3 separate regions of the Homo sapiens genome follow, and regions 1 and 2 are each linked to region 3. The links are chromatin contacts, found by Hi-C or POLR2A ChIA-PET in ENCODE. All regions are on one chromosome and are shown on one strand. The core of a region is the stretch at or near the end of the contact, and the rest is flanking DNA. Distances in the headings are between cores, read along the strand shown. Region 1 holds the start of ADSS1 (adenylosuccinate synthase 1). Region 2 holds the start of LINC02280 (long intergenic non-protein coding RNA 2280). Region 3 holds the start of CDCA4 (cell division cycle associated 4).

Region 1 (2,700 bases), core at 136-2,635, 300 kb after region 3:
GCTTAGGACGGAGAGCAAGGGGGGAGGTCCCCCACTGTTCCAGGAAGAACTTTCTAGGAAGCCACAGTCCCTTCCGGCAGGAGGGGCTCGGACAGCCCTGAGCCACACAGGGTGCTGGGCTGACTCCCTTCGTCTTGGGCCCCAGCCCTCCTCTCTGGAGCTCAGGAAGGAGGCCACAGAACCCGGAGAAGGGACGGTGCGGGGGCCCTTGTTCCATTATTGGCAGCAGCCCCAGGCAGGCTCCAAACCCCAGACGCGTGCATCCCAAAGTTGACCCCTTTGTGCCTGGAGCTGTAAGTCAGCCCATGGGCAGCAGACTTGGCTGCCCTGGCATGGGGCATGTAGCCCCAGGGTGGCGGCCCGAGAGAGTGCCCAGTGTGCAGCTCAGTCAGAACAGATGGGGGCGCTGAGAGCAGCTGCCGGCTGGCAGAGGCCCAGCCCTGGGCCCTGGGGGACAAAGCAGGTCTGGCCTCCTCGGTGGCACTGCCAGCCACGGGGTCACCCTGGCCAGAAGTCTGTGGCCCTCCCTCTCCCATGTCTGGCTAGGATCGTCCCAAGCACCCTCCCTCAGGCGCGGCCCCAATTGCCCCCCAGGACGGCCTGGCCCCCTTCCACCTCTGCCTCTCCTTGGCTGACTCACCGGGGTCACCCCCACCCAGCAGGCAGCTTTTACCCCCTCCACCACCTGCAGACCTTGCGGGGAGCCAGGTAAGCCCTATCCCAGACCCAGACAGGCCCCAGGTGATCACTGTAAATGAGGAAGGGGGGTGTCTTGGGGGTCCTCAAACCATCCTGGGGCTGGGTCCTCTGGTTCCCCCATGGAGGGTCCAGCGTCACACCCATGGCATGCGCCACCCCCTAAGGATCGGGTGTCCCCAACTCAGCGACTTGTATTTATAGCTGTGCCCTGGCCCGCTGCCGGGGTGGTGGAGTAGGGGTGGGTGGAAGGAGGGCGGTGTGTGTGGGTCGGGGGTTGTGTGAGTGGTGCGTGTGCGTGCGTGGGTGGGGTGGCCCTGGGAAAGGTGCTCCCGGAAGGAAGGCATCCAAGCGGGTGAGTGACCGGCCAGGGCATGGGAGGACAGGGGCCGTCTGGGTCGGGGGAGGGGGGCTCGCTGGGCGGTGGGGGAGGGACCCGGCGCCCCAGCCCGCACCTGGCAGCGGCTGATGATGTCGGCGTCCGTGGCCAGCAGGTCCACCACCTTGCCTTTGCCCTCGTCCCCCCACTGCGCGCCCAGCACCACCGTCACGCGGGAGCCGGTCGCCGCCGCCTCCTGCTGCAGCCGCCCCCGCTTGACGCCGCCTGCGCCGGGGGGCCGGTCGTTGGAGGCTCGGGTCCCCGACATGCTGGCTTGGCTCTTCCGCTGCGCTGGCCCGGCCAGGAGCCCGCCGCCGCCGGCGTCCGCGCCATTAAATGGAGCCGGGCCGGGGCAGGGGGCGGGGCAGGGGGCGGGCCGGGGGAGGGCCAGGGCGGGCGCAGTGACGCCCCGGTGACCTCCGGCCGCCACATCCCCGCCCCCTCGCCGCTGCCCGGGAAGCCCAGTTGAGTCTCGAGCACTTTAGGGGTGAGGGGCCGCACGGACCAACGGCCAGGCAGGCAGATGGCCTGGGGAGCCGCCCCCACGAATTTGCCAACGGAGGCAGTTTCTCGCTAGCCCGTCGGGGACCAGGGCTTGTGCACCGCGACCTCACCCCCCACCAAGCCCTTGCCGGGCCCAGGACTTCGGGGTTCCAGCAACTGCAGGGGTGGTCGTTCCCTCCAGGGAAGGAGTGCGGTTTGCAAAAGGGGAGCTGCGTCCTGCACCCCACCTAGAGGGTCCGCACTCTCGAGGAGCGCACCTGCCCCCCGTGGAACCCCGAGTGCCCTGGGCGCGGGCGCGCCCCCTGGCGGCCGCGAAGAGCCGCGCAGCGCGTCCTCTCCGAGGACTTTGTGTCCCCGCAACTGCCCGCACTTCTGCCCCACGGCAGGGGCCCCGCGTCCCGCCCGGGCGCGCTGTGGCTCGGGCCTGGCTGTAGCGAGCAGGCGGGCTCCAGCATGGAGCTCCGGCCCTCAGCACCCAAGTCTGGGGTAAAGGGACCCATCCTGTCAGCGTCACCTGGCTGGCATGGGAGCAACCCCCAGGGATGCACGCCACCGTGGGGCCCAGGTTCCCAAGAGGTCCCACACCAGACCTTCCCGGCCCAGCCTGTGGAGGGACTAGGCCCCAGAGGGAGGCGATGGTCTGCGAGGCTCCCGTGTTCCCGGCTGGTTGTCCTGTCTCACCCATCCCGCCCCACCCCTCCCAAGTAGATGAGGCTTGGAGGAAGCCAGCCCTGGTGGCCAAGAGAAGGGTCCTGGGGCCCCAAGGGCGGAAAAGAGAATCAGGTTCTTGCTTCAGAGCAGGGAGGCGGGGTCCTTTGTTCCCTCCCTGACGGCTCTCAGTTGCCAAAGAGCCTGGAGCCACGAGGCCCCTTGGGCTCAGGGCAACTCCAAGGCTAGTGACAGGGAGTCCATGGAGACGGGACACTCCCTGTGAGGAAGGAGTGGAGCTTGGGCCTGTCACAGCAAAGGTCGCTCACACTGAGTTAGTGATTCAGGTGCAGCCAAGGACACCACTGCCCACCCCTGCCTGCAGCCTCCCCACCCCTCCTCTCTTGGCACCTGACCGTGCCCCAGCCTGGGGGAGAGGGGCTGTTTGAAGCCTGGCCTCCTGCCCCCTGCAC
Region 2 (2,706 bases), core at 148-2,647, 360 kb after region 3:
GCAGTGGTACAATCTTGACTCACTGCAACCTCCACCTCCCGGGTTCAAGCGATTCTCCTGCCTCAACCTCCTGAGTAGCTGGGACTACAGGTGCCTGCCACCACACCCGGCTAATTTTTGTATTTTTAGTAGAGACGGGTTTCACCATTTTGGCCAGGCTGGTCTCGAACTCCTGACCTCAAATGATCCACCCACCTTGGCCTCCCAAAGTGCTGGGATTACAGGCATGAGTCACCGCGCCTGGCCTGAGATACAGTTTACCCAGAGTAAAATGCATAGAACTAAAGTGTATGAGTTTTGACAAATAAAGAGGTCCGTGGAGCCCTCACCCAGAACAAGACTGGGGGCACTGCACCACCTCAGAGGGTCCTGGCCTTCTGTAGTCTACAGTGTATTGTGGGTAACACAAGTTAATCAGAAACGTAAATTCTCAGCTGGCAGAGAGAAGCTGTGTATAAGCCTGGGCTCTCCGATTAGATCGTTCTCACCAGGGTGCTCTGCAGCCAGGGGGTGCCGGGGAAGATGCCCTGCAGGTGCCCTCTGCCCGGCCCTGGGGGAGGAGGGAGGCCCTGCTGCAGGGGAGCTGGGAGCCACTGTGGCCGCCATGGAGGCTGCCACTCTCCCAGCTCCAGTGTCACCTCGGCGGGTGGGGGCTGGTTGTGGGGACAAAAGGCCTTTGTACTCGGGACAGCCTCAGCCCTACTGTAGGGATGGGAGGAGAGAACGGCCACATTCCGAGGTTGGGGGAGGTCACTGGACACAAGGCCTTTCTTTCTGAGCTGCTAGTGCATGTCGGCCTGGCTGGGGACCCCGCTGGGGCCTCTGTGGCCGCTGAGGGCAATTCCAACCAGCTTCATGGGCAGTGGCTGGTGGGGCTGGGGGTGACTCCTGCTCTGGGGCTAGAGAGAGGGGCTCAGTCTCGGGAAGAGGGGTAGGGGCGGTGTGTGCGACTCAGCCACCCTCTGATGCTGAGGCCTGCCACCAGCCCGGTGCCAGCCCTCGGGGACGGTGCCACGCCAGGGCCTGCGGAGTGGTGGTGGAGCTCCCTGGTGGTGGAGGGTTGCCCACATCCTTCTCCTCTTCCTTTCCCTGGTCTACACCTCCCCAAGGTGTGAAAAAGCCCAGGCCCTCTCTACAGCCTGCAGGCAGCGCCATGCCCGGGGAGGGTGCAGTTTGAGGAGGGGAGGGGCCGCCTCGGGATGTTTCCATTCAGAACTGGGACCTGTGGGCCACCAGAGAACCTAAAAGCAAACATGTCTGGCCAGCGACGGGATTAACTCTCAGACTGCAAAATCAAAACACTTCCTGTTAGTGTGAGCTCACTCAGTTATTTAGGCGAAAGCACACTGCCTTCCTGAGCTGGGAGAGTTTGTCTCTCCCCGCCCTGGGGTCCCTCCTGGATCTTCCTGCCTTGACAGCCCCACAGAAAATGCTAAGAGCCCAGGAAGGTTGTGAAGGGTGTGTGTGTGTTTGTGTGTGTGTCTGTGTGCTGTGTGTGTCTGTGTGTGTTTGTGTGTGTCTGTGTGTTTGTGTGTGTGTATGTGTGTGTCTGTGTTTGTGTGTGTTGTCTGTGTCTGTGTGTCTGTGTGTCTGTGTGTCTGTGTGTCTGTGTGTGTGTCTTGTGTCTGTGTGTTTGTGTGTGTGTCTGTGTGTTTGTGTGTCTGTGTGTTTGTGTGTGTGTTTGCATCTGTGTGTTTGTGTGTCTGTGTGTGTGTGTGTTTGTGTTTGTGTGTCTGTGTGTGTTTGTGTGTCTGTGTGTGTTTGCATCTGTGTGTGTGTGTGGGTTTGTGTGTGTCTGTGTGTTTCTGTGTGTCTGTGTGTGTGTGTCTGTGTGTGTGTGTTTGCATCTGTGTGTTTGTGTGTGTGTGGGTTTGTGTGTGTCTGTGTGTTTGTGTGTGTCTGTGTGTGTGTCTGTGTTTGTGTGTGTTTCTGTGTGTCTGTGTGTTTGTGTCGGTGTGTGTCTCTGTGTGTGTTTGTGTGTGTATGTGTATTGGGAGGACAGTGGTCCCAGCTCCTCAGGGGCATCAGGCTCTGTAGCAGGGCCCACCGTCTCGGCAGGAGGGTGCAATGGCCTCACCCACACTGTCCAGGCAGTTCTCTTGGGACCCCTTTTAGCCAGCACAGGTGCCTTCTCCCTCGGCAGGAGGGTGCGATGGTCTCACCCACACGGTCCAGGCGGGTCTCTTGGGTCTCCTTTTCCAGCACAGGTGCCTTCTCCCTAGGTAAGACATTATCCATCATGGTGGTGTTTCAGATGGCAGCGCAGGGAGTGGAGATTTTGGGGCCGCAGTCTTCCCCAGCCCAAGGTGCCCCAGGGCCTGCCCTGGGATGCGGGTTCCTGCCAGAAGTGCCTTTTGCTGCGTGGAATCATGGGGAATGTGGGGTCCTCCCCAGTCAACCTGGGGAGCCCTAGCAGGGAGGTGAAGATGGGTTTAGGGGATCATAAAAAGCAAAAACCAAACCAGATCCCAGTAGAAATCTCCGGGGGAGTTGGGGTCATCTCGAACCAAGGGGAGGGAGGAGAGGGGCTGCAGGTGGGGTGGGGGGTAGTGAGAGGGGAAGAGGGTGAAGCTCTGCTCACAGGAGTCGCCCGTTGCCCAGGCTTTGTGTGCTGGGCACACAGATGCCAGCAGGTGGAAGCTGAGCATGGAGGAGGTTCTCATCAGCTCACCCGCCCTCCTCCAAGCCCCAGGCTGGCCTGGGCTA
Region 3 (2,723 bases), core at 110-2,609:
GAGGATCACTTAAGGCCAGGAGTTGGAGACCAGCCTGTGTAACAAGACAATACCCTGTCTCTACAAAATTACCAAAAAAAAAAAAAAAGTTAGCTTGGTGTAGTGGCACACTTCTGTAGTCCCAGCTACTTGGGAGGCTGAGGCGTGAGAATCACTCGAGCACAAGAGTTCGAGGATACAGTGAGCCATAATCACGCCACTGTTGTCCAGCCTGGGCGAAAGAGACCCCCTTTTTTTTTTTTTTAAATAAGAACAGTGATTCTTTTCAAGCACAATTCAGATTCCAGTTCCTTCTCTGCTGACCATGCCAGTAGTCTCCATCCCACTCCCAGAATAGCCCAAAAGTCCCTCCACCCCTCACACTTAAAACTTTCCCACGAGATCACAGGGTTCTTTCTCACTGCACTGAGACGTGCTCCTGCCTCCTGCCCCTGCCTCGGGCTTTGCCCCAGCCATTCCTCTCCTGAATTCTCGTCCACTCTTCCTTTTGGTGCTTTAAGACGCTCCTTATCCTAGAGACCTATGTGAGCAGCGCCCCCACGTCACTCCCAGGTTTCCCGACAGCATTTCAGCATTTACCACCGACCTTGGCGCATCCGCACCTGCGGATTGATCTGAGGATTCCCCCCCAACTTCCAGCACTTGGCTCTCAGCTGCAGCCACGCCTGCCGGGCCTGCTGCAGGCGCTCAGGGTATTACTTAAGTCAATGATTGCAGGTTCTCGCATCCTATTTAAAACCTTTTCCACTAAGAGATTTAAAACACGTGTCCCCTGCTTTGAACTTTCACGTTACATTTCTTACGTGTAAACCTAGGAAGCCTTTGGAGATAACCCCGGTCTCTGGAGAGGCTTGGATAGACCTCGGAGCCCAGACCGCCCGGGAATTGCCGTGCCCGGCTCCTCCCGACCCCGGCACGGATGCCTCGGCGGAGAAGTTGAGCCAGGCAGAAGCGAGAGAGTCCAAACCTCTGTTTGCCCCGCCACGCCCGCCCGAGGGCCCCACGTGGGCCCCAGGCGCAGGCGCGTTCAGTTCAGGGCCAGACGCGCGGAGACCTGGGAGCTGGCGGGGCGGGGCCGGACTGGGCGCGGGGAGACCTGGGAGCCGGCGGGGCGTGGGCGTGGCGGGGCCGGGCGCAGGGGCGGGGGCGGGGCAACCGAGGGCGCGCGCGAGCCCCAACGGCCGTCGCCGCAGCGCGGGAAGACGCGCCACAGATGCCCCGCCCGCGTGGGTTTGAACAAGAGGCCCCGCCCCCGGCCCGCGAGTGGCCAATCAGCGGGCGTAGCGCGCGGAGAGCGCAGCGTCGACCCTTTGTGGACGCCGAGTGGCGGTCGCTCGCCCCGCCCCGCGCCGTCGGGCGCTCCTTCCTCAGCGGCGGGAAGCTGGCGGCAGCGGCGGTGGCGGTGGCTGAGCAGAGGACCCGGCGGGCGGCCTCGCGGGTCAGGTGAGCGGGCCCGGCGGACCGCTAGGGCGTCTACGGCGGCGTGCACTTTTGTGCTGCAGGGCGCGGAGGAGCCTGGGGGCGGTGCGCGGAGTCTGTGGCTCCTGGCGCTGGGTCCGGGGCGGAGGCGGCGCCCGGGACCACCGCTGGGGCTGCCGCGGCGCCCTCGCCGCCCTCCTGGGCGCTGGTTCCCCCGCGGGGTGGCCGCTGCTGAGGGGGCCCGGGGAACAGAGGGGCCCGGGCCGCCGTCTGCGTTCCTTGCGGAGCGCGGAGCTGGGGCTTTGCCGAGGCCTGCGGGCGGCCCCACGCGGGAGCCGCTTCACGAGGGCCCGGCTGGGGTACGCAGCGGCGTTTCCCGTACCTCGGCTCTAGTTGCAGCGGAGGGAACGCCAGGCGCGCCGCAGCCCCCTCTGTCGGAGCCCGGCCGCGGAGAGGGCCGCGGATGTGGGAGGAGGCCCAGACCCCGGGCGGGTCGGCCAGCGCCGTCTTCCCTGGGCTCCTCCGGCGGTGCGAGGTGGGACTAGGGAAAGTCCCCGAGACACTTGCAGAAGTCAGACGCAAGCCTCCCTCCGCGTCTTCAGACGCTTCTCGCCCCGCAAACAGGATCGTCGTGGCAAAGGCTCCGACAGCTTGCTGGAATAGAGGGTCTCCGCTGCCTCGCTTCTCCTGTGGCCTTCGTGTGGGACGCACGGGACGGCGGGACCCAGATAACCGTTCTCTCAAAGCGAGCCACAGAAAAACATTGCCTGTTCACAAAACTTACGTTTTATCAACTTTCTACGTACAACCACTCTATTTTCAAGTGTCACCGTGTTTTATAATTAGGGTGGAAATCCAGAATACAAAGTGAGTTACACCCCTTTTCTAGGAAGAGTAGTAGGCTGTATCTTGGAAAAGGGGCTAGGAAGTTTCCCTCAACTTGCCACTGGAACATGTTTTCAGGGAAAAGAAGGAGTGTGTTTCGTTCCAAGTAACAAAAGTACCTGCAATTGGCTGGGCGCGGTAGCTCACACCTCCCAGCACTTTGAGAGGAGGCCTAGGCGGGTGGATCTCCTGAGGTCCCGAGTTCGAGACTAGCTGGCCAACGTGGTGAAACCCCGTCTGTACTAAAAATACAAAAATTAGCTGGGCGTGATGGCGCATGCCTGTAATCATAATCCTAGCTATGTGGGAGGCTGAGGCAGGAGAATCGCTTGAACCAGAAAGGCAGAGGTCTCAGCCGAGATCGTGCCATTGCACTCCAGCCTGGGCGACAGAGCGAGACTCCGTCTCAAAAAACAAAA

The links. A loop is a pair of places that touch in the nucleus more often than their neighbours do. ChIA-PET counts read pairs that join two places held with the same protein, here RNA polymerase II (POLR2A). Pooled maps may share reads with other maps.
Region 1: a loop to region 3 is called in a map of naive thymus-derived CD4-positive, alpha-beta T cell, with 21 times the contacts of the local background. The contact joins the promoter of ADSS1 here to the promoter of CDCA4 in region 3. A Hi-C loop is called at or near these places in 1 of 168 maps with a recorded cell type or tissue (naive thymus-derived CD4-positive, alpha-beta T cell) and 7 of 50 pooled maps.
Region 2: a map with no recorded cell type shows a loop between it and region 3 (5-fold over the local background). The contact joins the promoter of LINC02280 here to the promoter of CDCA4 in region 3. A Hi-C loop is called at or near these places in 8 of 37 single-sample maps with no recorded cell type and 9 of 50 pooled maps. POLR2A ChIA-PET finds 5 or more read pairs at or near these places in 2 of 52 experiments (HepG2 and activated B cell).

What each region holds. Positions count from the first base shown.
Region 1 is chr14:104,722,914-104,725,613 of GRCh38, reverse strand. It overlaps ADSS1 (adenylosuccinate synthase 1), which reads right to left and starts at 1,385. Exons shown (of 13, transcript NM_152328.5): 1 at 1,152-1,385. The coding sequence starts at 1,343. RefSeq lists an enhancer at 1-338 and a silencer at 1,169-1,578.
Region 2 is chr14:104,664,249-104,666,954 of GRCh38, reverse strand. It overlaps LINC02280 (long intergenic non-protein coding RNA 2280), which reads left to right and starts at 1,397. Exons shown (of 2, transcript NR_135293.1): 1 at 1,397-2,222. RefSeq lists an enhancer at 705-1,467.
Region 3 is chr14:105,019,719-105,022,441 of GRCh38, reverse strand. CDCA4 (cell division cycle associated 4) reads left to right here and starts at 1,359. Exons shown (of 2, transcript NM_017955.4): 1 at 1,359-1,443. RefSeq lists enhancers at 564-623, 639-1,152, 1,667-2,182, 2,634-2,723 and silencers at 924-993, 1,024-1,913, 1,924-2,013.